Linked DNA regions of Homo sapiens: region 2 is linked to region 1. Evidence: chromatin loops called from intact Hi-C (ENCODE). Cell type or tissue: left lung. All regions are shown on one strand. Each heading gives the region's core, and the rest is flanking DNA. Links, peaks and the distances in the headings are about the cores only. Region 1 holds the start of MIR30C2 (microRNA 30c-2). Region 2 overlaps LOC105377853 (a long non-coding RNA gene).

Evidence for each region. Hi-C counts contacts between places; a loop is a spot of excess contacts. Peaks named below come from ENCODE experiments on the same cell type or tissue, not always from the same donor. Only the 100,000 strongest peaks of a DNase experiment are listed, where the experiment ranks them.
Region 2: a loop joins it to region 1, with 2.8 times the contacts of the local background. A loop is called at or near these places in 7 of 110 quality-filtered maps.

The regions. Positions count from the first base shown.
Region 1 is chr6:71,368,540-71,380,831 of GRCh38, forward strand. It overlaps MIR30C2 (microRNA 30c-2), which reads right to left and starts at 8,492; the gene lies at 8,421-8,492. RefSeq lists an enhancer at 1-7. In left lung, for the core only: no CTCF peak of the experiment used is centred there; no DNase peak of the experiment used is centred there; H3K27ac peaks cover 796 bases.
Region 2 is chr6:71,478,814-71,491,105 of GRCh38, forward strand. It overlaps LOC105377853 (a long non-coding RNA gene), which reads left to right. Exons shown (of 4, transcript XR_942683.3): 4 at 433-699. Among named protein-coding and RNA genes, the nearest start is that of LINC01626, 64 kb to the left of the region's middle. In left lung, for the core only: no CTCF peak of the experiment used is centred there; no DNase peak of the experiment used is centred there; H3K27ac peaks cover 2,497 bases.

The DNA.
Region 1 (12,292 bases), core at 1,995-9,994:
ATGTTTAGAATAGTGCCCTGTACATAGTAAGGACACTAAGTATTTGCTCTTGACCCCTGGCATGGCTTTGGAATGTACAGAATCCTCAGTGATTATTGGTTATCTGATTATTATTACTATAATAGAAGCCTGGCTTGCTGCTGCCCGTCATTGACTTACTAAATACCTGTGAAAGGAAAGTCAGCAAAAAAAAAAAAAAATCAGATTCCACAAAATGAGTTGGAATATATTATGTAGAATTGAAAGGTTCACTGAAGTATAAGTTTAGCAATAAGCACAACAGGGGTAGTCCCCACAAAATTAGAAGCTTCCTGAGGTGGGAGCATCTAGTTGCTTGCTACTGATGTCCAATGCTAAGACTGAGCTGAGTATTCGTGGAGTGGGATGGGTTGAAATGGCCCAGAATAGTTGCAGCGATTGCACTGTAATTAAAAATGTCTAATTGGAGCTATAGGAAGGCAAGCAGAGACTGGCTTCTTCAGCACACTCATACAACTGGGCTAGCTCCAACATTAAAACTATTTTTAAATTCAAAGGTGGTTTTTATTATATATTTATTTTCATTTTTTTATTTTTTTGAGACGGAGTCTTGCTCTGTCACCCAGGCTGGAGTGCAATGGCAGGATCTCCACTCACTGCAAGCTCCGCCTCCCAGGTTCACCCCATTCTCCTGCCTCAGCCTCCCGAATAGCTGGGACTACAGGCGCCCACCATCATGCCTGGCTAATTTTTTGTATTTTTTTTTTTTTAGTAGAGACAGGGTTTCACCATGTTAGCCAGGATGGTCTCGATCTCCTGACCTCGTGATCTGCCCACCTTAGCCTCCCAGAGTGCTGGGATTTTACAGGCGTTAGCCACCACGCCCGGCCAAAGGTGGTTTTTAAAAATGTGGAATTTTATTTGTCTTCATAGGAACACCTAACCCTAGTGTTGAAAGCTTTTTAGTACAGCCAGAAATTCACGGCTTTCAAGTGACTGAATTATATGGTGAAGTCCTGGATGTTATCAGATTCTCAAATAATGGGCATTACCAAACTACAGAAATAACTAATCTACTCGATGAAACTTGGAGGTTAAAATAAAAAGTATTTTTCTCCCTGGGCCAAAAAGAAGTATTTTAAAGCCATACTTGGCTTTTTGATGACAAAGCTTTTGATGAATTCAAAATTACAGAATGTTTCTAGACACTTTAAAGTCACAGGGCATTTAAAAAGTCAGTTTTAAGGTAATTTTTTATTCTTTAATTGTGGTTAAGATCATCCAGACCATCATATTTATCTCAGACATGCAAACTAGTATACTACAGAGATGTGTTAAACTGAAGACATAAATGTATGTATAGTTCAAATATTCCTAGAAGTAAATGATAACTTTAAGAATGTTCATCCTGGTGAGGGCACTGTTATTTTGTTCAAAACTATTTCTTGTTGAATGAGACTATTCCAAGCCTCATAGGAGTGGCATTCTGCAGTTACTGTGACAAGCAAAAATGCCTGCACACTGCACACATTTCTAAACACTACTGTGGGACTGTACTGTCTCCAGAAGAGACGCTTCAAGGGGACTTTGTTAGCATACGTGCCTTGCTGAAGGAATCACGGTTTTTGAGTTTGGGTTGAATATTTTTAAAGTTTCTTAGTTCAGGCTGGTTGAAACTTTTTCTTTCTTTCTTTTTTTTGGGGGGGGCAAGATCTCACTGTCACCCAAGTGGGAATGCAGTGGCACAATCACAGCTCATTGTAGCCTCGATCTCCCAGGCTCAAGAGATCCACCTGCCTCATTTCTCATTTTTTGTAGAGACAAGGTCTCACTATGTTGCCCAGGCTGGTCCTGAACTCCGGGGCTCAAGAAATCCTCCCGCCTTGGCCTCCCAAAGTGCTGGGATTAGGGGTTTGAGCCACCGGTGTCCGGACAAAGCTTTTTTTTTTCTCCATAATAAAAGGAAATTTTAAAAGACACTTTTAGCACCACAAAATTCTTTTGTCCAAAGAAAAAGCAAAAACTAATCATAATAGCCATTCTAGAAATTAAAAATATGAACAGTAAGTGCATAATCTATTCATATTCTTGATTCTGAGGAAATCTTACATTCAACAAATATGATAGTAGAGGGCTTATGTTTTTCTGTCCCAATCCTGGGTTACCTGACTATAGAAAAGATTAAAGAATCAGAGTCAGAAGCTGGCAGTGTCTCCTTCAGTCCTCCTGCGGCTCTACCGAGAGCCTATATAACCCTGGGTAAGCCAGTTAACCGTGTTTTGACCTCTTTCTTACAACGTGGGTAAGTGAGGCAATGCAGCAACATGGCAACAGCCGAATGCCCTTTAACATCAGCCTTTTTTCTCCTCATCTTTCAGTAATTTCGTTACTTGCCAGAAAATGAGGTGGACTGGTAGCTTTTGAGGGAAGTGATGTTCTAGAAGACAGTATACACTGCAGTATTTTGGAGAAAAGAGAATGTTTGCTGAAACGTCTCTTTGCTTATGGATAGCGTAATCTTTTATGCCAGTTTCAGAGAACGTTCCTCAAGATATGTGCTGTTGCTATGTTTTTAGAGAAAGATGATCTGGGATAAAGTTTCTCTTAGTGACTGCTGGAATAAGAGTTTTACCTGCCTTATTTAAGACCAGATAATACAGCGTTTTTTTTTTTAATTTTAGAAACTTTTAATTAAAGTATAACATACAATCAGAAAAGTGCATGAGTCACCATAGATATGTATCACCATAGATAACTATAGTTTTGCCTGTTTTTGAAATTAATGTAAATAGAAACATACGGTATGTTCTCTTCAGTGTCTGGTTTATTTTGTCCAACTTTATGTTTGTGAGATGCACTTATATCAGAAGTTGCAAATCATTCATTCTCAGTGCTAGATAGTATTCTGTTGTACGAATATTTCACAATTTACGAATCCTACTGTTGGCATTTGGATAATTCCTGATTTGGGGCTATTACAAATAGTGCTGCTATGAACATTCTTATTCATTTCTTCTGAAGAACACTGTGCAAATTTCTGTGAGGTAGGTAACAGCAACTGGGTCACAGGATATGGATCTGTTCAGCGTAAGTAGAGACCACTAAGAAGTTCTCTAAAGTGGCTGTACCAACTTATGCTTTCATCTGCAGTGTTACTCCACCTCCTTGCCAATACCAGATTTTTTTGTCTTTTTAATTTTACCCATTCTAGTAGTTGTGTCTTGCCATTGAGCTGTGATTTCATTTGCACTTATTTGATGACTAATAAGGTTGAGCAACTTTTTATGTTAATTGATCATCTACATATCCTCTCTGGTGAATTATCTGTTCAAATCTTTGCTCATTTTTCTACTGGGTTGCTTGTGTTTTCTAATTAATTTATAGGAATTCTTTATATATACTGGATATAAGTTGTTTGTTATATGTGTTGCTAATACCTCCTCTGGTATATTTTGCCTTTTCATTTTCTTAATGTTGTCTTTTGATGAACAGAAGTTCTTGGTATTATAATCCAAATTACCAGTTTTTTCTCTTTCTGGTTGGTGTTGTGTTGGGAGTTTTTTAAGGGAATTTTGCCCACTCCAAGGTCATAAGGATATTCTATATATTACTTCCTAGAAGCCTTGTTTTACCTTTCGTATTAGGATCCATAGACCATCCTGTCTCCAGTGTACTTCAGTATCATCTTTATCATAATAGTGTGTCTATTCTATTTATCATTTATCTGTTGTGTATCTGTCTGCCATTGTGCCAATATCACACTCTCATCATTACTATGGCTTTGTAACAGATCTTGATATGTGGAAGCATAATTTCTCCATCTTTTTTTCAAGATTATCTTGTCTAGCTTTTGCTGTTTGAATTCTAAATTTTAGAATCAGTTTATTAATTTCCAAACATACACCTGCTTACATTTTGATTGGGACTGTACTGAATCTACAGATCAACTTGGGGAGAATTAGCCACTTAACAATACTGAGTCCTGTTCTCTATGAACATGGTTTATCTCTCCATTTATTCAGGTCTTCTATAATTTATCTCAATAATATTTAGTTTCCAGTGCGGAGGTCTTATGCATCGTCTGTTAGATTTCCCCTTGGGCATTTGATAGTTTTTAATGTTATTATAAGAAGTATCTTTTAAAAATTTTCATTTTTATTTGTTTGTTGCTGATATATAGATATACAACTGATTTTTATATATTAACCATATAGTTTTCCAATGATAAAGTTAACCAAAATAACACCTAAAACCCAATTTTGTAATTAATAACCTGCTTTCTGCTATTTTAAAATGATGACAGCAGGCCGGGAGCAGTGGCTCATGGCTGTAATCCCAGCAGTTTGGGAGGCCAAGGCAGGTGGATCATCTGAGGTCAGGAGTTTGAGACCAGCCTGGCCAACATGGTGAAACCCCGTCTCTACTAAAAATACCAAAATTAGCCGGGCATGGTGGCGGGCGCCTGTAGTCCCAGCTATTTGGGAGGCTGAGGCGGAAGAATTGCTTGAAGCCGGGAGGGGGAGGTTGCAGTGAGGTGAGATCACGCCATCGCACTCCAGCCTGGGCGACAAGAGCGTGACTCTGTCTCAAAAAAAAAAAAAAAAAGAGAGAGAGAGCAGAATTATATTTACATTTATAGAAATCTAAGCCAGAGTAGTTTATAGAAATATATCACCACTAGGTATTATAAAGAATTACTAATTCGAACAAATAGAGACAAGGAGACTATAAATTCATAAATGAATAAAGTACATATGATACCTTTATTTCTACTGAGTTTTTAATGACACAATTAGGCTTACAAAGCTTGTCAATTAAAGCTTATGTCTTTTTTCAAATATAAATGGATGTTTACATTTAAAAGTAATCTGTTCTTTTAAAGTCTTTATGGCGTTTGCTTAGCAACCAATATATAAACATAACATAAAGATAAATCATCCTTACCAGTATTTAGAGAGTTACAAACTTGAATAGAGTTAGGTTCAAATTAATATGTTTACTTGTATCAGATACAATGATAATTTGAATATATATAACATATGCAACATATATAAACACACAAACATGTAACTTTTTATATTATATAACTCCTTAGCAATATCATCTCAGCAAATACGAAGAATTTCAAAAAGTTCATGGAAAATACATATTATGGAAAAACTATACATGGATTTCAATTTTTTCTTATATCAAAATAAACTTGTACTAATTTGTAACATGTCTGAACAGGATCTATTTTGAGGCACAAAAAAGGATAAGAAATCAGTTTGAAAAGAGCCCTTATCAGAGCAATGTCAATTCTGCTAAAATTAAAGCAAGAACATCAAATTTATGGGGAAGTTTGGGTGGGAAAATCAGGAAATCATTGCTGCTTTACAAAATGTTAGTGGGGGCAATGCCCCAAAGAAATTGGCAGTTTACAAATGAATAATTTATTTTAAGAAAAGATGAGATGATGTTGAAGATGAAGCCCACTATAGAAGACAAACTACATCAATTTGCAAGGAAAAAAAAAATCTTGTTTGTGCCCTAATTGAAGAGTACTGATGATTAACAGTACAAACCATAGCCAACGCCACAGACATTCCAACTGGTTCAGCTTACACAATTCTGACTGCAAAATTAAAGTTGAGCAAACTTTCCACTCTATAGGTGCCAAAATCATTGCACTCAGATGAGCTGCAGACAAGAGCAGAGCTTTCAGTGGAAATTTTACACAAGTGAGATCAAGGTCTTAAAGCTTTTCTTTGAAGGATTGTGATAGGAGATGAAACACAGCTTTACTGGTATGATCCTGAAGACAAAGCACAATCAAAGTAATGGCTACCAAGAAGGGGATGTGGTGCAGTCAAAGAAAAGCCAAGCAGTCAAGAGCTAAGGTCATGGCAACAGTTTTTTGGGATGCTTAAGTCTTTTTGCTTGTTAACTTTCTGAAAGGCCAAAGAATGATAACATCTACTTATTATGAGAGTGTTTGGGGAAAGCTAGCCAAAGGTTTAGCAGAAAAATGTCCAGGAAAGCTATACCAGACTCCCTCTCCACCATGACAATGCTTCTGCTCATTCTTCTCATCAAACAAGGGCAATTTTGCCAGAGTTTCAGTGGAATGTCACTAGGCATCCACCTTACTGTCCTGATTTGGCTCATTTGGACTTTTGTTTCCTAATCTTAAAAAAATCTGTCAGAGCACTCATTTTTCTTCAGTTAATAATGTTAAAAAGATGGCACTGATGTGGTGAAATTCCCAAGACCCTGTTCTTTAGGGATGGAATAAATGTCTGGTATCATTGCTTACAAAAGTGTCTTGACCCTGATGGAGCTTACTCTGAGAAATAAAATTTATATTTTTTATTTGTAGCTTTTAACTCAATGTTTCCATGAATATTTTGAAGCCCCCTCATATATATATTTATATATATAAATACATATATAAATATATATAAACATATATAAATATATATAAATATATATAAATATATGTAAATATATAAATATATGTAAATATATATAAATATATATATAAATATATATAAATATATATAAATATATATATAAATATATATAAATATATATAAAAATATATATAAATATATATATAAATATATATAAATATATATAAATATATAAATATATAAATATATATATATAACTTCTCAAGCATGCTTAATAATCCTACTTACTCATGTCACAAAACAGGCTAGTTAACAACTAGAACATATCTAGAAGAATAATACTAAACAAAAACCAAAATTATATAGCTTTATATCAAAGTTTTCCATAGTCAATGAAAGAAATATTCTGGAATATTTAAATACACTTGGTTTTGGAGGACAAGGCAATAAAAAGATTGAATAAAATTAGATATTTTACATAGATACACAAGATGTTTATATTTTGACACATTATATATTTTCTTGTAAGTTCCATGAGAAAAAGGACTTTGTTTCTGTTCTCTGCTATATCCCCTGTGCCTAGAAGTTCACATAGTAGATGCTCAATAAATAATTCTTGAATGATGAATGAATTTCAGCATGTATTTCAATAAGCTTTGAAACACCTACATTCATGACTAAAAGTTAACCATAAATTTAGATCTGGAATATTTGAATGTCCCCCCTTTTAATTTAGGCAGAATAATAAAATGCTATGGCAAAGCATATGCATCATTCTCTGCTGCTTAGAGTTGCTTTTCCCCTTACCCATATTATCTGCCTCTCCTAGCAGAAAGCAAAATTTCAAACATCTATAACAATTATTTCTTTGAGAAGACTGTAGAGCATTGTTTCAAAGAGGGTTTTCTTAAGCCTGTAGGCAAACCTAAAAAGGTAAATGACTCAATCAAGCTGGCACTTCAACAGTGTCTACCACTGCTTCAAGGCCAGCCTGTTCAAATACTTCCCTGAAATCACATGCTAAAGTCATTGTATTTAAACTTTTTTTCTATAAACTCATATGAAACAATTACTCCTATTGTATTAGGCTCTACAGTCAGTGCGGAGGTAAAATTAAAAGCTCCTCTAATACTTCTAAAGTAGTAGAGTGTCTTTTAGTTTAAATGACTGATATATGCTGATATGCCAAGACTAGAGTAATTTTGTTCAGATTTGTTTAATTTTTAATAGAAGCATTAAGTTAATTATTTAACTTCTTAAGGGCTTGTTATATAAAAATATGCCTTATTTAAATATTCTCTTTAACAAGAAGGCTTATTTCATAATAATTTTAAATAAATCAGCAATGGACTCAAATTTCAGGTAAGTTACATTCTAGATTAGATGTTTAATAGACCTTTGATTTAAACGATTTACATGAAAGAGTTTTTCTGGTTAAGGCTGAACTTATGAGTTCGTTCTGTAGATTTTTCTTAAAATTAACTTCTTGCATCCCATCCCTTACCTCTACATTTTCCTTCCTCTCCCGTCCTCCAACAACAATTCTATTTTTTCCTGAAATGTGTAACTATATTCTAGCTTTAAAGAGCAGACCTTATTGTTTGCCATTACAATTCCTAAAGCATGGGGCTCCAAGGTGCCTTTGATCCCTGATAAAATAGCAAGTCCAAGGACACTAGAATTTTTGCTTCAAGAAAAGCAGACTTCAGTGTGGAATGCTCTCAGGTTAAAGGAGAAATGTTTAGCTTAACGTATAGGTAATGTGTTGCTTTTACAGATCAGACTGCAGCAACCCACAAAATGTAGCCTCATACAAGTTAACCAGAACTTTTGTCACTTGGGTATTTGGTAATCTTTTTTTTCTTTTTAAACTAAGTGAAACAGTTCAAATATAACTGATATTATAGATTATCTTACATTTCTTTGGATGACTTAGTCAATTCACCTTTTTTCCTTTTACAGTTGACCTCAGAAACAAACACGGGATAGGATCAATTCTAAGACATAGAAATATTCAAAATCCATTTCTCTTTAGTTGACTTCCAAGGCAGAAAGAGTAAACAGCCTTCTCCCAGCTTTCTTACTTTCCACAGCTGAGAGTGTAGGATGTTTACAGTATCTGTCGCTCAGTGCTCTCTAGGATGGGGTTGGCAGTCAGCAGCACAAGCCTCAGGAAACCCAGTACCATTTGAAGATACCATAATATGTCACAGGAAAAGATCAGAAAAGTATACTTGGGACTAAATTATGGCTCTTTTAGGAGTAGGGTTGGAAGGGTGGGTGGGGAGGCTATATGACACTTACTTAGTGCTGCCTGCTCAGTTCTTGTTTTCTTCCTGTTTTGCACATCCTAAGATATTCCTAAGGTCTCTAGCTTTGAGCTTGCACACTCACGGATTTGGTTAATTTTGGATTTTCAATATTCTATGCTTTCCCAAAAGGGTTTCAAAATATTCGCCAAACTCCTTCCTTAAACAGTACATAATCCCTTTCTGACTGTTGGGAGACATGAAATGCAGCTTCTCACTCTCTGGGCTATACAACTTTGTTTCAGCTCACTCCTGCACAGAACTGAGAATAATGGCTAAACAGAAGACCAACAGTTTAATTACTGAAAATTAGTTACCTTAATGATGGGATACACAGTAATAAATTTAATCAAATGAGCAAAAAGTAAATATGTTAGAATACAACTTTACATGCATAAAAATGGTATATTGCAAATTGCTAATATAATGCTAAAATTATTTTAAAAATTCATATTCGGACAGAAGTGAACCTACAATTAGAGGCATACACATGAATGGAGTCAGTTGCTTCCTAAAGTTATTTTCTAAGAATGACTTATTCAAATAGTTCTTGGACTTCATTTGCTAAACTGGTCTAAGGTACACAAAATACTTGGGCGAAGAAGAAAGTCATCATTACTATACATCTCAGAACAAACCTACCTGATAAGAGACTACACTGTAAACCCAGGTGGCATATAATTCCAAACTGTTACAGGATCTTACTCATTTCATTCATTCATTCATTCATTCAACAAACAATTGTGACTGCCTGCCATATATCAGCAATGTTTTAAATTCTAGGTGATGAGAAATGAAGGGTATCATCCCTACCTTCGAGAAGGACACAGCTTAATTTGCAAGACAGACACATACACCATTACTATAAGTGTTATGATGGGTCAAAAGACACTTCTGAGTTGGCTAATAGCCAGGCTGAGTCTTGAAGCCTGAATAAAATTAGCTAGGTGAAGATGGTGCTAATGGGAATTTGGAAGGGGTGGGCAGTGAAGAAGATAGTGTAGCTTAAAGTGTACCAGAAAGAACAGTCATCCAATAGAGAAAGAAAGACAAAGGTAATGTATGCTGAGGCCTTTAAGAATTCAGCAGAGGTGGAGTCAAAGATGCATGTGGGTGAAGGGTAAGGGGAGAGACACAAGGGAAAGATGGGAGTCCTTATGTGCCAGGTTAAAGGGTTTGGGCATTATCTCCAAACGATGGGTACGAGTGAAAGATAGTAAGCAGGCAAGTGGGATGACCATGTCAGTACTTTAGAGAATTTACTCTAGCTTTAAGGTGGCAGGTAAGGAAAACAGGAAAAGAATCACTGCAGTAGTGTAAGGGAGAGCATGGGAGCCTTAATTAGGGAAGAGGCAGTAAGAACACAGAGAAAATGAATATGAGAAATTATAAAGACAAGAAGAACAGCAGAATTCAGTGAGTGAGTAGCTGAGGGGAGAGGCACTGTGGAGATGGAGAAGTCATGGGTAATTCACAAGCCTGGCTTGGGCTTCATAAGGCCTTTCATGCAGGAGGGAAAGAATAGGAAGAGAAGTGGAGAAGGAAAGAGCCCTAAGAATGATAACTTGAATGGGCTGGGCTGCAAAGTTATGACCCCATGCTCATTGAATACTGAATTCTGTCACAACTGAAAGGGTGAAAACACTTGAAGAACTAAATCACACAAACCTGTTCTTTATTCTGTTTCTGCACTTCTGCTTACTCTTCTACCTGGCAAGTGCCCATACAGTCTTCAAATCCCAAATCAAGTATTCTCTCTTGTGAATCCTCTCTGGTCAGCGTCATCCCTAACACCCACACCCCTCCCCCAACCTGAGGAGGAATTGTTCATTTTTCCTTTTACCACCATTATACTGTGCCTAGGTCACATAATTGCATATGCCTAGATCACAGAACTGATACTTTATTACAATTATTTGTTTACCTATCCATCTCTCTACTAGGGAAGAAACACCATGTTTCGTTTAACTTAACTTCATTTCATCAGAAGAAATTCACAACATGTATCCAGGGTTTGTCTGGTACTAAAGGAGGTTCTCAGTGAAGGTTTGATGAATGAATGAATGAATGAATGAATGATGCCATCTACCACCTGACAATGGGTTAACAATGTTAAGATGATTATTCAGGTTTTAAAAATCTCTAAATAAAAAATATTTACCAGTTTCTAAAACTTTGTTTTTATTCCCCCAAAATTCAAGGTTAGGCTGTTTTACTTTTCTAAGGAACTCATAGCTAAGAAGAGAAAGCAATCTCTCCTTAAATGATGGCATTAACTCCTGGAAAGTTAACCTTTTATGAAGGCAGCCTTATTTTAAAATTTTATTTTCATGATGGATTTCAAGTGAAGAAAAACCAGGATACACAGTAAATGCAGAGAAGAAATCTATGTAAACAGTTTAAAAATAGACAAGAATGAAAGAAAATGGTCATAAAATGTGGGTATCAATACTGAATAATTATGTAAGAGCTTAAAATGTTCTACATGGAAAGAACCACACCTTATTAAATAGTCACTAAAATAATTTTAGCTACATGAAATGATTTTAACTTCTTAAAGTCAAGTCTGAAAAGTTCCTTTTGTAACGTGAAAGCCACTCTCTTTTGCTTCAGTAGGGCTTCTGATGTAATAGGCATTTTAGTCACATAAAACTAATCTCCAATAAACTAGCCTTTGGTCATTTTTAGTTCTGAATGAAAATACATTTATTTCAAATGTAGATTATATTTGATCAAATCTGTCACATTCTGTATCAAAAAACCTTATCCATTGATTTAAAAATATTCTGCAGTATTACACATCAACTTTCAGGATACACAGTGGCTTTTCCCAACTCCCAATGTTCATTTTTTAAATTAAAATGTAGCAACTTTACAGTATGTAAAGTTTTTAATTTAAAAACTTACATTTTTAAAATTAAAATGTAGCAGCTTTACAGCCATGAATGATTCACTGGAGAAAAAACACTGTTCCCAGATTTAAAGCTTAATGTATCTTGTATACAAGGATGTTCTACAGCTCATGCCCTGCCCAGTAATGGGCTTTACTCCTTTTTTTTTTTTGTTCGAGATGGAATCTCGCTCTGTCGCCCAGGCTGGAGTGCAGTGGGGCAATCTCGGCTCACTGCAAGCTCCGCCTCCCGGGTTCACGCCATTCTCCTGCCTCAGCCTCCCGAGTAGCTGGGACTACAGACGCCTGCCAACACGCCCGACTAATTTTTTGTATTTTTAGTAGAGACAGGGTTTCACCGTGTTAGCCAGGATGGTCTTGATCTCCTGACCTTGTGATCCACCCTCCTCGGCCTCCCAAAGTGCTGGGATTACAGGTGTGAGCCACTGCACCCTGCCAAGGCTTTACTAATTCTTAAAGTCAGGCTCCAGGTCTCCTACATTGGTGGATTTTAGAGATGGAAGGAAAATTCCCTGGTGAGGATGCTTCTTTGCATCATATTCTTTGGGCATATCTCCACAAGCGACTTTGCCACCTGCTCCCTTCCCTTGCCTAGTCTAACATTTGCCATTTCATCTTCCATTCAGCTTTCACCTTGCCTAGTATATGGGATGGATATTTAATGGAAAATTATCATTCCCTAGTTGAAAGCAAGATCCAAA
Region 2 (12,292 bases), core at 1,595-9,594, 110 kb after region 1:
GGCCTGTAGGAATGAGGAAAACTGATGTACAAAGTGAGGAAGGAAATTTTAAATACAAAGCAATTTCACTAATAAAATGCTCAAGCAGTCTAGAGTAATTTGGGTACTTGGTGAATCATTGCTTAGCAATTCATGAATACTGTGGGTGCTTGGAATTCAATTCCATTGTCCTCTATCTGAATTGCTATGAAAAAGGTCACATGAGAAGGAAAGGAAGTTTTGACTTTCACATGCCTGTTATTGCTAAGGAAACCACTTCCTCAGTATTCACATATTCAGCATGTCTCTAGTTTTGGCTTCCATACAAATTACATCTTGGTGTTGCATTAAGAAACAAACAAGGGTGGAGAATATTTTAAAAACTCAACTCAACTATGATATGTTCACAGAACAAAAAGAGGAGCCCTTTTAAACGCCCTTTCTTTTCTGAAGTTCTCTAGGTATGCCTGGATGGAGCCTCTAAGACCTAACAGGATGTCTGAGATTCCAGGGAAGTGGCCTGTGATCTGTCAGTAAACAAATAAGAAGCTAATACAGCTTTGTTGTGTTTTCTGATTGGCATGGTTCTGAACTATCTCCTACTTGTAGTTGCAGACAAAGAAACAGGAGATGAATTACCATGTTCTAGGACTTTGTGTTCCTTTCCAATTCAAACTGCAATAAGAAATAAAAATGGTTAGGCTTCCAGTGTGTAGATTATATAACGTGTCTCCTCTCTTTTGTGGTTTTGTCTTGTTTTGTTTTTTGTCTTTTAAAGAGAAAAATGAATAAAATGAAGGGATATTTTAGAATGACTGGCTCCCTCAATGGGCCTTATTGCAAGTACAGCTGAACCCTGGCTCTTTTGGTTCAAGAATATCTTTACTATTTGACGGTTTCATTGTTTTTATTTATATTTCTATTTTTGACCCAAACAGAAAGATCTTGTATAAGCTACCTGTTTATCCATTGTAGAAATGCAACTATTTTCAATTCTCCCTGCTGCTGAGAATAATAATGAGGATCCAGAAGATCACAATTCTGAGATATCTGAGATTTATCTGCCTGAATAGCCTGGTTCTCTCTCCCAGCATTAGGATTTATAGTTCATCTTCTGCCTTTTTGTTTTCAAACTTGTTCATGAATCATAGGTTCAGAACAAAACTGTACTATTATTAAGAGCAATCTGCAAACAACTACTCTATAGTGAACTTATAACAGAAGAGTGCTCATTTGATATTACATGGTGGCAACTATGAAAGAGGCAACTGTTAGTTATAACAAAGCTGGAAGGGATAGGATTAGGTGAATATTTGGGAAATTTTATACTAACAGAGTTAATATCAAGTGGACACCTAAAACATTTAAAATGCATGGCCTTAGAAATCATGAATTTAATTTTGATTTTTAGTATACAAGAAAGGAATATATTTATAGATTCATAGAGGAAATACAGAAAGAAACTTAGTTATTAATTTATTTATGATCCTCTATGCATATGCCCCAGATATTGCACCAAAGCACTCTATTTCTGGGTTGAGTCTATGAAAAATTTGTAACCACGATTGTACATCTTGATTTCATTATGAACTGGGATGATGATAATCATGATGATGATAATGATGATGATGATATTTCTGTAGTAATAATAATAGCTAATGTATATTGAGAATTTACTAAGAACTAGTCATTGGGGTGAGCATTTTACATATACCATCTCATTTAATCCTCACAACAACCCTGTGAGATTGGTACTATTATCCCTGATCTTCATAAGAAGAACTGAGGCTCAGAGAGGTTAAATAAATGCTTAAGTTCACTCATCTAGTAAGCAACAGGGATAAGATTTGAAAACTGGTGGTCTCTCCCCAGAGTCTGACTTCTTAATCATTAGGTGTCTGTAAAGAGAAGGCCTTTCACATAGACTAATTTGAGATGCCAAAAGGCTAAAGGAAGGAAAGGATCCCACCCCTTCCTGCCCCAGCAAGTGCATGTGTATTGCTTGTATGTGATTGTTTTGAACTTAAAGAGGCAGATACCACAGTCCTCTGGATAGGGAAGGGGTTATCCCCAGCATCATTCATTCAAGAAAGGGGATGCCTTGAGTAAGAGAAAGAGGGAGAATTTGAACACCAGGCTAGATGAAAGGAGAGGTCTTGGACTGAGTGTTTGGACGGTGGATGTGCTAAGATAACAGGGACTCCCAACACCCCACTATCTCCACCTCCTGAGGAAGGATAAGGAATTTAAAAGAGATCTATAGTGGACAGAAAGTTGGGGAAAAGTTATGTCTCGGTAAACTAAAAAATTGAGTTTCATGGTATGTCTTACATCTGTTTCATATTTAAATGTTCATGCTGTGTCAAAGACATGCTCAAAGATACCAAAGGAAGAGTCATATTTGGATCAAGCATTAAAGGAAAATCAGGATTTCCCCTTCCTTCTTGCTCTTTGGGCCAAAGAGAAGATTTTGCCAAGTGGAGGGGTGAATCTAGCAGGAAAAGGTCATATCACCTCATGCCATTGAGGAGGTCCAGCTTTCATTGCCAAATTCAGAAAATCAGTTTTGCTTTCTTTCTTTTTTTTTTTTTTTTAAAGGAAGGAAACATTCTCCTCTCAGCATTTCAAAAGTATTTCCCCTACTATTTCTGCAATCTCCTAAATATTCATGTTCCTGCTAAAGACATTAAAGGCCACAATTAAATGCAAATGTTATCGAAACACCTTAGTTGACATTTAGCCCAGCTTAGTTAAACGGCACCAATTTCCACCCAGTAGCTGAAGCCAACGTCTGAGAGTTATTCTTGATTCCCTCATCTTTTCATTCCATGTGTCAATAAGATGTGTCAAACCCACCTTAAAACATCCCAAACCTGTCCTCTTCTCGCCATCATTCCAACCTCTTACCTGGGCTGCTGCAGTGCATTTCTCCTGGGTCCATTTCCTTCCACACTTGCCCCCTCTTAATTCATTCTCCACACTTCAGTTAGGGTGAACTTTTTACAACTTAATAAAATCATATCCCTCTGGTGCTCAAAATCCTCTAGTGTTTTCCCATTTAGAATAAATCCCAAACTCCTTACCCTAGCTTATAAAGCCTTCTATGATCTGGACCTGCCTATTCTTCAAAAGGCTTCTATTACTTGCCCCTTCAACCACCATACTCTACTGTGGACTATGAGCTGTTCTTCAAATATTCCAAGCTCATTCATGTGGTAGGGTACTCTGTACAAGTTGTTTCCCCTCCCTAGATTTTCTTTCTCCCTGTCTTCACATGGCTGGTCCCTTGTTGTTCAGATTTTACTTTTACTGTTAGCTCTTCAGAGAAGACTCCTTCAGCCTCCCCACTAATGTGGCTGAGTCACTCACATCATTGTCTGTTCCTCCTGCTAGAAGGGGCTTTATGAGAGTGGGGGCTACATCTGTCTCGTTCACTGTAGTATACTTGAGGCTGAGAAATGTGCTGCCACATTGGAAGATTTCTCTGAGTACCGGTGAAAGGAGAAACACACACTTATTATTAGCCATTATGATTCAGATCAATTCACATTATACCCAAGAAGGAATAGGACAGGGAAGTTTTTTACTGGGCATGAGGAGGGTGGAGATGATAATCAAATTCCATTTGTTTCACAATTAACATAGCTAGCCCTAAAGAATGGCAATAAAGATATTGATATTCAGGATTCTAAAGTTACTGTTTCCACCCCAGCAATGACTACTACATAGTCTAAAATACAGGTGCTAATTAATTCACTGTCTACATGTACCACTTAGGATTGGCTAGGATAGCATGGTGGCAACATGTAACCCCCAAACCTCTCAGTGACTTAAACAGTTGAAGTTTATTTCTTGCTAATGATGTATATTCATTACCTCTACATATTGTGGGCCCTCAGTGACCCAATCAGATGGAGGAGCTACCATCCTGAACTTGTGTGTGGCTGTGCCAAAAGGAAAGGGAAAGAGAGTGTGCAGTGAATTACACCCATCTCACCTCTGCTCACATTTTATTTGCCAGAGCAAGTCATGTTACCAGGAAAATTTGGCTGGGTGGGGAAATGCAGAATAGCACTAATGACTACCACTGGACATCTGTCTAGCTAACAAACATAAAGTTTTCTTTTCTTCCTTCACGATATGTACATTTACTGCCTCCCAGAGGCAGAACACGCTAAAGTGCCATTCAGTCACAGCACATGCAGGTCCAGTGTGGTTCCTTATGACCCAGAGATCTATGAACTATAAGACAAGTTACCTGTCCCCTATACATCTGATATGCAATGGCAAAAGCAAGAGCATGATAACTTCATAAATACTTCCATTCAGAAAGGGAAGGAAAGGGAGATACACAGGAATCACTGATCCATAGAAACCAAACGAATGTGCTGGGCAGAAGGGATGGTCCCCAGGTGATGGGAAATATTGCTTGATTAGGCTCCAAGTCTTCAACTCAAGAGAGATGAGCAGCTTTCCTACATTTGGCCTACAGAAGACTGGGGGCTCCAGGACAATTTAAAGTCTCACACAGTCACTTTGTCAGTCCAGGTTTGTTTCTTTTTCACCAGGATATCTTTTTAAAATATTGAATAAGTTTCTGTGTTGGTTATTCTCTGCCCTTTAAATATATTCCCTTCTCTGCCTTATTCTGTGTCCCAGGAGCTGACCTCTGTGGACTGCATTATCCAGAATTCCTTATACTCTGGATTTTTGTTGTTTGGGCAAGTGGCAGACACAGGTAGGAAATTGGAGGGCAGGATTTGAGAGGGAGAGAGGTTGCAGTATTTATCCCTATCCTGACATTCCCTTCCTCAACCTTTTCACAATCCTGGCAGTGGCTACCTTACTCAGCTGGTCTTAGCTCCTGTCTAAAGGTTTTTCTTCCCTGGCTCCAGACCTCACCAGGATCCTTCCACACAGTGCTGTCCCTTTGTCCTTGAGGCCTAGGGGTGGCAAAGGTTTCCTGTGGTTGCTAATTCCTGAGTACCTCATCATTCCTAATTGGTACCTTACCTCTGATATATTTCTGTAGACTACTTCTTTCATACATTTCCTTCAGTTACATAATTTGTGTATGCCATCTACTTCCTGCCAAACTGACAAAGCTTCATTTCTATTTGACTCAAACAACTAGATGTGTCAATGGCCACCCAAAGTTCTTCTCTTGACATATTTCTTAGATGTACCATATTTATATTCTTCCTTGCTCCCATGCCTCTCTCTTCCTCTTGACTTAATTTTGAAATCTTTGATGTCTGTGATACCTGGTCCAACTGAACTGAACCCATTTACTGGTTTTTGTGGAAACATCTTATTTCATTCAGTGATGTGATGGGCATTTCCTTTTTTATTTTTTGAGACAGGGTCTTGCTCTGTCACCCAGGCTGGAATGCAGTGGCAGTATCTCCACTCATGAAACCTCTGCCTGCCGGGTGCAAGAGATTCTCCTGCTTCAGCCTCCTGAGTAGCTGGGATTACAGGCGTGTGTCACCAGGCCCGGCTAATTTTTGCATTTTTAGTAGAGATGGGGTTTCACCATGTTGGCCAGGCTGGTCTCGAACTCCTAGCCTCAAGTGAGCCACCTGCCTCGGCCTCCCAAAGTGCTGGGATTACAGGTGTGAGCCACTGCACCTGGCAGCCATTTCCTTTTATTAGTTGGTTAGGGCTGCTATCACAACATTTTAGACTGAGTGGTGTAAACCACAGAAATGTATATTCTCACAGTTCTGGAAGCTGAAAGTCTAAGATCAAGGTGTGGGCAGTTTGCTTTCTCCTGTGGCCTCTCTCCTGGGCTTGCAGATGCTTGCCTTCTTGCTGTATCCTTACATGGTCTTTTCTCTGTGTATGTATTTCTAGTGTATTAGGGTTCTCCAGAGAAACTGAACCCATAGAGAATCTGTCTGTCTATCTATCTATCTATCTATCTATCTATCTATCTATCTATCATCTATCTATCATACAGAACTGGCTCACATGATTATGGAGACTGAGAAGTCCACAGTCTGCCATCTACAAGCTGAAGACTCAGGAAAGTGGGTGATACAATTCAATCTGAGTTCAAAGGCCTGAGAACCTGGAGAGCCAATGATGCAAATCCCAGTCCTAGGGCAGAAGATAAGATGAGATGTCTCAGCTTAAGCAGAGAGTCAGGAAAAATGGGTTGAATTCCCCCTTCCTTTGCCTTTTGTTCTGCTCAGGCCCACAACACATAGAATGACATTCAGCCACATTGGGAGGGCAATCAACTTTGCTGAGTCCACTGATTCCAGTGCTAGTTTCATTGAGAAACACTCTCCCAGACACACTCAGAAAAATGTTTAATATGGGTCACCCAGTGGGCCACTCAAATTGGTACATAGAACAACTCTCACACCCAGTGTTTCTCTCTCCTTATAAGAACTAGATTGGATTAGGGCCCCACCAAAACAGCTTCTTTTAACTTAATCACCCCTTTAAAGGCTATATTCCCAAATAGGGTTACATTCTGAGATGCTAGAGGTTGGAACTTCAACATGTGAATCTTGAAGGGTATAAAATTCATCCCATAACATCCTTGATATGATCCTTGACCCAAGGCAGAATTCCAGGTGACCTTTGCTTCAAAGCCTCTAGTTTCATCTTTTAACTGTTGAAGAGATAAAATCACCTTCTGCAATCCTGCAGGTTCCCAAATTCCTGGCCACTTCCTTTTTTTTTTGAGACAGTCTTGCTCTGTCGCCCAGGTTGTAGTGCAGTGACGTGACCTTGGCTCACTCCAACCTCCACCTCCCGGGTTCAAGCAATTCTAGTGCCTTAGCCTCCCGAGTATCTGGGACTACAGGTGCGCATCACCATGCCCGGCTAATTTTTGTATTTTAGTAGAGATGGGGGGGTGGTTTCACTATGTTGCCCAGGGTGGCCTCAAACTCCTGAGCTCAAGTGATCCGCCTGCCTCGGTCTCCCAAAGTGCTAGGATTACAGGCATGAGCCACTGCGCCCAGCCCCTATTTTCTTTTATTGATGTTTAAAACCTCCCTGATTGTTTCTGAAGTCATCTCTTTTTGTGGTGCCCTGTCAAACACAGTCATGCATCGTTTAATGACAGGGATATGTTCTGAGAAATGCATTGTTTGATGATTTTGTTGTTGTGTGAACATTACAGGATGTACTTACACAAACCTAGATGGTAGAGCCTACTACACACCTAGGCTATATGGTATAGGCTATTGCTCTTAGGCTATAAACCTGGACAGCATGTTACTGTACCGAATGCTGTAGGCAATTATAATGCAGTGGTAGGTATTTGTATATTTAAACATATCTAAATATAGAAAAGACACGGTAAAAATACATTATAATCATGTAGGACTGCTGTTATATATGTGGTCTATTGTTGACTGAAACATCATTATGCAGTGCATGACTGTACAGCCAATTATAATCAATACATATCACTAACACTGTTTTCCTATCTTATTCTCTAGAGCTACATTTTCTATCTTCCATATTATCCCAGGCAACAGTTTTACCAACTGTTTTGCTACTGCATTACAACGATCACTATCATTCTCGTCTCCAGTGGCAGTTTGCTTGCTGTCTACTGCCCGGTTGTTAGCCTCTACCATATATTTTAGGCTTATTTGCTATGGTAGCACTCATGTCTAGGTACTTATTTCTGTATCATTCAAGATAGATGTTTTGCTGCCATAAAAATACACATTCCTTTCTTGCTTTGTTACTTGTCTGTCAGGTCTAAAATGGGTCTCTGGTAGTCACCCAGGGACCTAGACTGATGGAGAACCACATTCCTGAACATGCCCATGTGCTATGCCAGAGGGATAAGAGAGCCACTGCATCTTAAAACCTCTCCTCAGATATAGCACACGTCACTTTTTAAAAATAGTTTTTTGACCAAAGTGAGTCACTTGGGTGCTTTTCATTTAAAAGGGGCAGGAAACTACAGCCTTACCATCTGCTTGAGGAGAAAACCCCAAATTTTGGGTGAACAGCACTAATGATTTCTGCACAGCACCGATGCTCAGTACTTGGTATTTACTTCTGGAAATTTAGAAAAAGTAAACATTTAAGATCATCTGTGGCATAAATCATAGGTCCATGACAGTATTTTTGTTTTATAGATTCTGGGCCACTATTTCTCCCCTCACACACGCAAAAACAATATCTAGTTCCCTAAGGCCACAGAATTACATATTCAGCTCTATGGGTGTCAGCTGCCTATTGTGTGTCATTTAGTAATTTCCATACCTTTTCTTTTTTACAACTAAAGAAGTCCAAAAAGAGGTGTGAAAAGTCAGGTGAAACTCTCTTATGCTTTATTGTTCTTATGATACATATGATATGTGTCTTATTCCTTTCCAAATGCATTTTAAAGTGAAGTCATATTTCAATTTGTCATTTTCATAAAGCAAGAAAGATAGCATTTATTGTCATGCATGGCCAAGCAGACTGGCAGATGCCACTAACAAATGGTAAAAAATTCTTCTATGGCTCATTATTTCTATAAAGGCTCTATTTTTTGGTTATTATTTCTGAAAAAGACCATAAACCCAACTATAAATGACAAAAAAATACAGTGGCCATCAAACCCAATTACAGTGTGTCTTTAGAGAGCTAGTGAATAAGTGAAGTTAATCACAATACCTCATATTCTGAAAAGACCTCATCACCCAGGGTACGAATTAAAGTAGTTTCCAGTCTAAAATAGATGTGTCTGTAACAGGAATCACTAACAGTGGGTTAAAAATAGAACCAGGTACAAAACCTACAGTGGAAGAGTATGCATAAAATTAGATTGTTTTGATTAGGTACATCCTTTTCTCAGAAGCTTCTCCAGGAATAAATTACTTTGCTAAAAGTCTTTTCCCTATTATTCCATCCCTGTCTCCGACTCCAAGTGATTTTTCTAAAATACAAATCTGATCTTGTCATTTCTCTACTTAAAATTAGTCCATACAGAACTAGGTTGCTATCAGGAAAGAGTCCTGACTCCTTAACTCCTCAAGGTTTAATGCCTTAACCTCTGTAGACCAACCTATTAATGTCTGCTCTGGATTGAATATTTATGTCCCTCCACAAATTTATATCCTAACTCCCAAGATGATGATAGTAGGACGTTAGGCTTTTGGGAGGTGATAAGTTCATGAGGGCAGGGCCTCATTAATGGGATTAGTGCTCTTATAAAAGAGGGCTCAGAGAGCTTGTTTGCTCCTCTACCATTTGAGGACACAGTGAGAAGGTGCCATCTATGAATCAGAAAGAGGGCCTTCATCAGACACTAACTCTGTCAGCTTCTTGGTCTTGGGCTTCCCAGCCTCCAGAACTGTGAGAAATATATTTCTGTTCCTTTGTTTTGGTACTTTGTAACAAAGCAGTCTCAACAGACTAAGACAATGTTCCTCTTCATACACTGGTGTCCCAGCCATTAAGCTAATTGCTATGTTTCAGCACTGTTAAATGAAGTTTAGCCTTAAGCTGCCTCCTTATGTATTTTAAGTTGGGTCTAAAGCTTTCTCTGAACATCGTGAACTATAACCTACAAGGAGTTGTATACAGACTGTAGTCTATGCCTGTGCCAATCACCAAGTTCCTCAAAGGTGGCCAGCTGTTCAAATTGTGTTCAGATAAGGCAAACGTCGAGCTGTAACCAATCCAGCTGTCTCTATCTTACTTTCCTTTTCTGTATGTCATTTTCCTTTTTCTGTCCATAACTCTTCTTCCACCATGTTGGCTGTGCTGGAGTCTCTGAGCCAACTCTGGCTCGACAGGCTGCCTGACTTGCCAATCATTCTTTGCTCAGTTAAACTCTTTTAAATTTAATTTGGCTATAGTTTTTCTTTTAACAGCTGCATCCTTAACATTTGCTAGTCTCTTGAAGCTCTACTTAAGTGTTCCCTCTGCTCAGAAGTCCCCTTTGTTTTTAATTCCTCTAGGCCCTATCATCACCTCTAAGCATTTATTATTCATTATTGAGGTGGGTAATTTACATGTTTCTTCAGTTTTCTAGATTTGGGGCAACTTGAGTACAGCAATTTTGTCTTATAAAATAAATGCATGTGTGTTTATAGCCCATCCCATTTTTACAAAGGCTTTAAGGAGAACAGTCTTACTTGTGTCTCTTGTTTTTTTATATCCTAAGAGAAATACTCATTTTTTTTTCTCATGTAACTTAGGCTATAGTGTTAAGTCAGATTACAGTGAAACAAATTTCTCACAGGGAGAATTTTTTTTTATATATATATAGTTTATAAAGGTTCGCAAAGGTATTCTACTAAGGTGGCATGTTGTTGAGGTCAAGCCCTTGGAGAAAGAAATGTTTGTGTCTCAGCATGTAGGTTGGCAGTATCTTATTTTCCAAATGAATATTGGTGTTAACCATCCCATGAAAATACTCTTTCTAAAAACATAACTTGTAGAGTTATATTATATTCTGTCAAAATGTGTCTTAAGTATTATATGGAATGCCCACGAGTTCCCTTGGTTGGGGCCATTGTATGATTCTCTCTCGTATGCACAACGTGGGGGAGATGAAGTTGGGGAGGTGTACCATGAAACTACATGTATTTTAAGTTGGGCCTAAAGGTTTCTTTTTACATCATGAACTATAACCTAAATGGAGTTGTATACAGACTGTAGTTGACAATATCCCCGTGTTGTCTGTATATCTGGATATTGTATTTCTAGATATCTGTATATCTGGATATTGTATATCTAGATATCTGTATATCTGGATATACTCACTGTATTTACTTTAAGTTAATTCACAGTTCTTAGTGGAGCATGACTTTGATTGTCAGTGCCATTCCAAATCCCTTTCCTGATTCACTCCGCCTACTGCCTACATCCTCCCCTGATTTACAGGTTCCTGACTGCTTTTCTGATGTCTTTTTATAGTTCTCAATCAATTTAATGAAAGAAATTTATCTGACAAAAATTTTGAAAATCAGCCTTGCCTGACCTTCCCTTGCCTTGTTCTTCTGCATTGGCTACATGGTCATTCTCTGAGTGATTTTTTTTTCTTTCGCATATTTGCCCTGAGCTCTGGCTTTTTTTTTCTTTCACATATTTGTCCTGAGCTCTGGCTTTTTTTTTTTTCTTTCACATATTTGCCCTGAGCTCTGATCAGGGGAAGCTCTGACTGCCCTCGCCTTCCTGACTGCTGAGTCACAGGTTTACTCCATCCATAGAACTCTTTGGATTTAAGTGGCCCCCTGCCTTACTGGTACTTCTGGTTTCAGTATGTTTTTGGTCCTACCACCACCAGACACTCCTAATCCCTTCCACATCTTTTCAGAGATCCTTGTCCTGATATACTGATTTATCGTGCAATCCTGGGTAATTTATTTAACCTTTCTGTTTCTTAGTTTTCCTGTTTTACAAAGATGAGCCTTGATAAGCCCCAAACTGCCTTCACACACCTTGTGAGGATCAAGTAAGACAAAGTTTGTGAAAACACTTTGTTGAGTGAAAAGTGCCAAACTAACGTAAGATATTATTTTTATTGCAACACTGTTTTCATTGAAACATCATTCCTAGATGTCATTGTCTTTATACAGAGCTATATGGTTTTAAAAATATTGATTTCTAGTTGGATAGACTAGGATACATGTAAGAAGGAAAATAGTGGTAACTATTGTTATTGACCATATACCATTTGCCAAGTACAGTGCTAGGTGTTTTTGGTCTTATCTATTTTAATCTTTACATCTATTCTGCAATGTAGGTTTTACAGAGACTCAGAGACATAAAGTATCTTGTCCAAGAATATATAGTTTGTAAGTCACAGAACAAAGGAGTGTGTTCACTTCTGTTTTATTGCAGAGCTGTGATGTTCAACATATGCCTTCCTTGAGATGCTGATATATTCCAAATAGTTTTTGCATTTTTTTTCTGGTAATATCATAAATATGTTTCCATCCTATGTACTCCCTGCTCATGACAATCATGATGTATTGGGCAGCCTTTTAGGATGCTAACCAACAATCTCCTCCTCCTGGTAATAAGATTCTGTAGTCTACTCCCCTTGAGTGTGGGTTGGACTTAGTGACTTGCTTTTAGTGAATAGAATACAACAAAGGTGATGGGATATCACTTCTGAAATTAGTTTACAAGAGACCGTGACTTCTGTCTTGCTGGCATTTGCTTGCTTCCTCAGTTTAAGGAAACTAACTGCAGTATTCTGAATTACCCTATGGAAAAGCTCATACGACAGAGAACTGGTGGCAGCCTCTGACAACAGCTGCCAAGGACCTGAATCCTGCTAACAACTGGTGAATGATCTTGGAATCAGATCTTATCCCAGCTGAATCTTGAGATG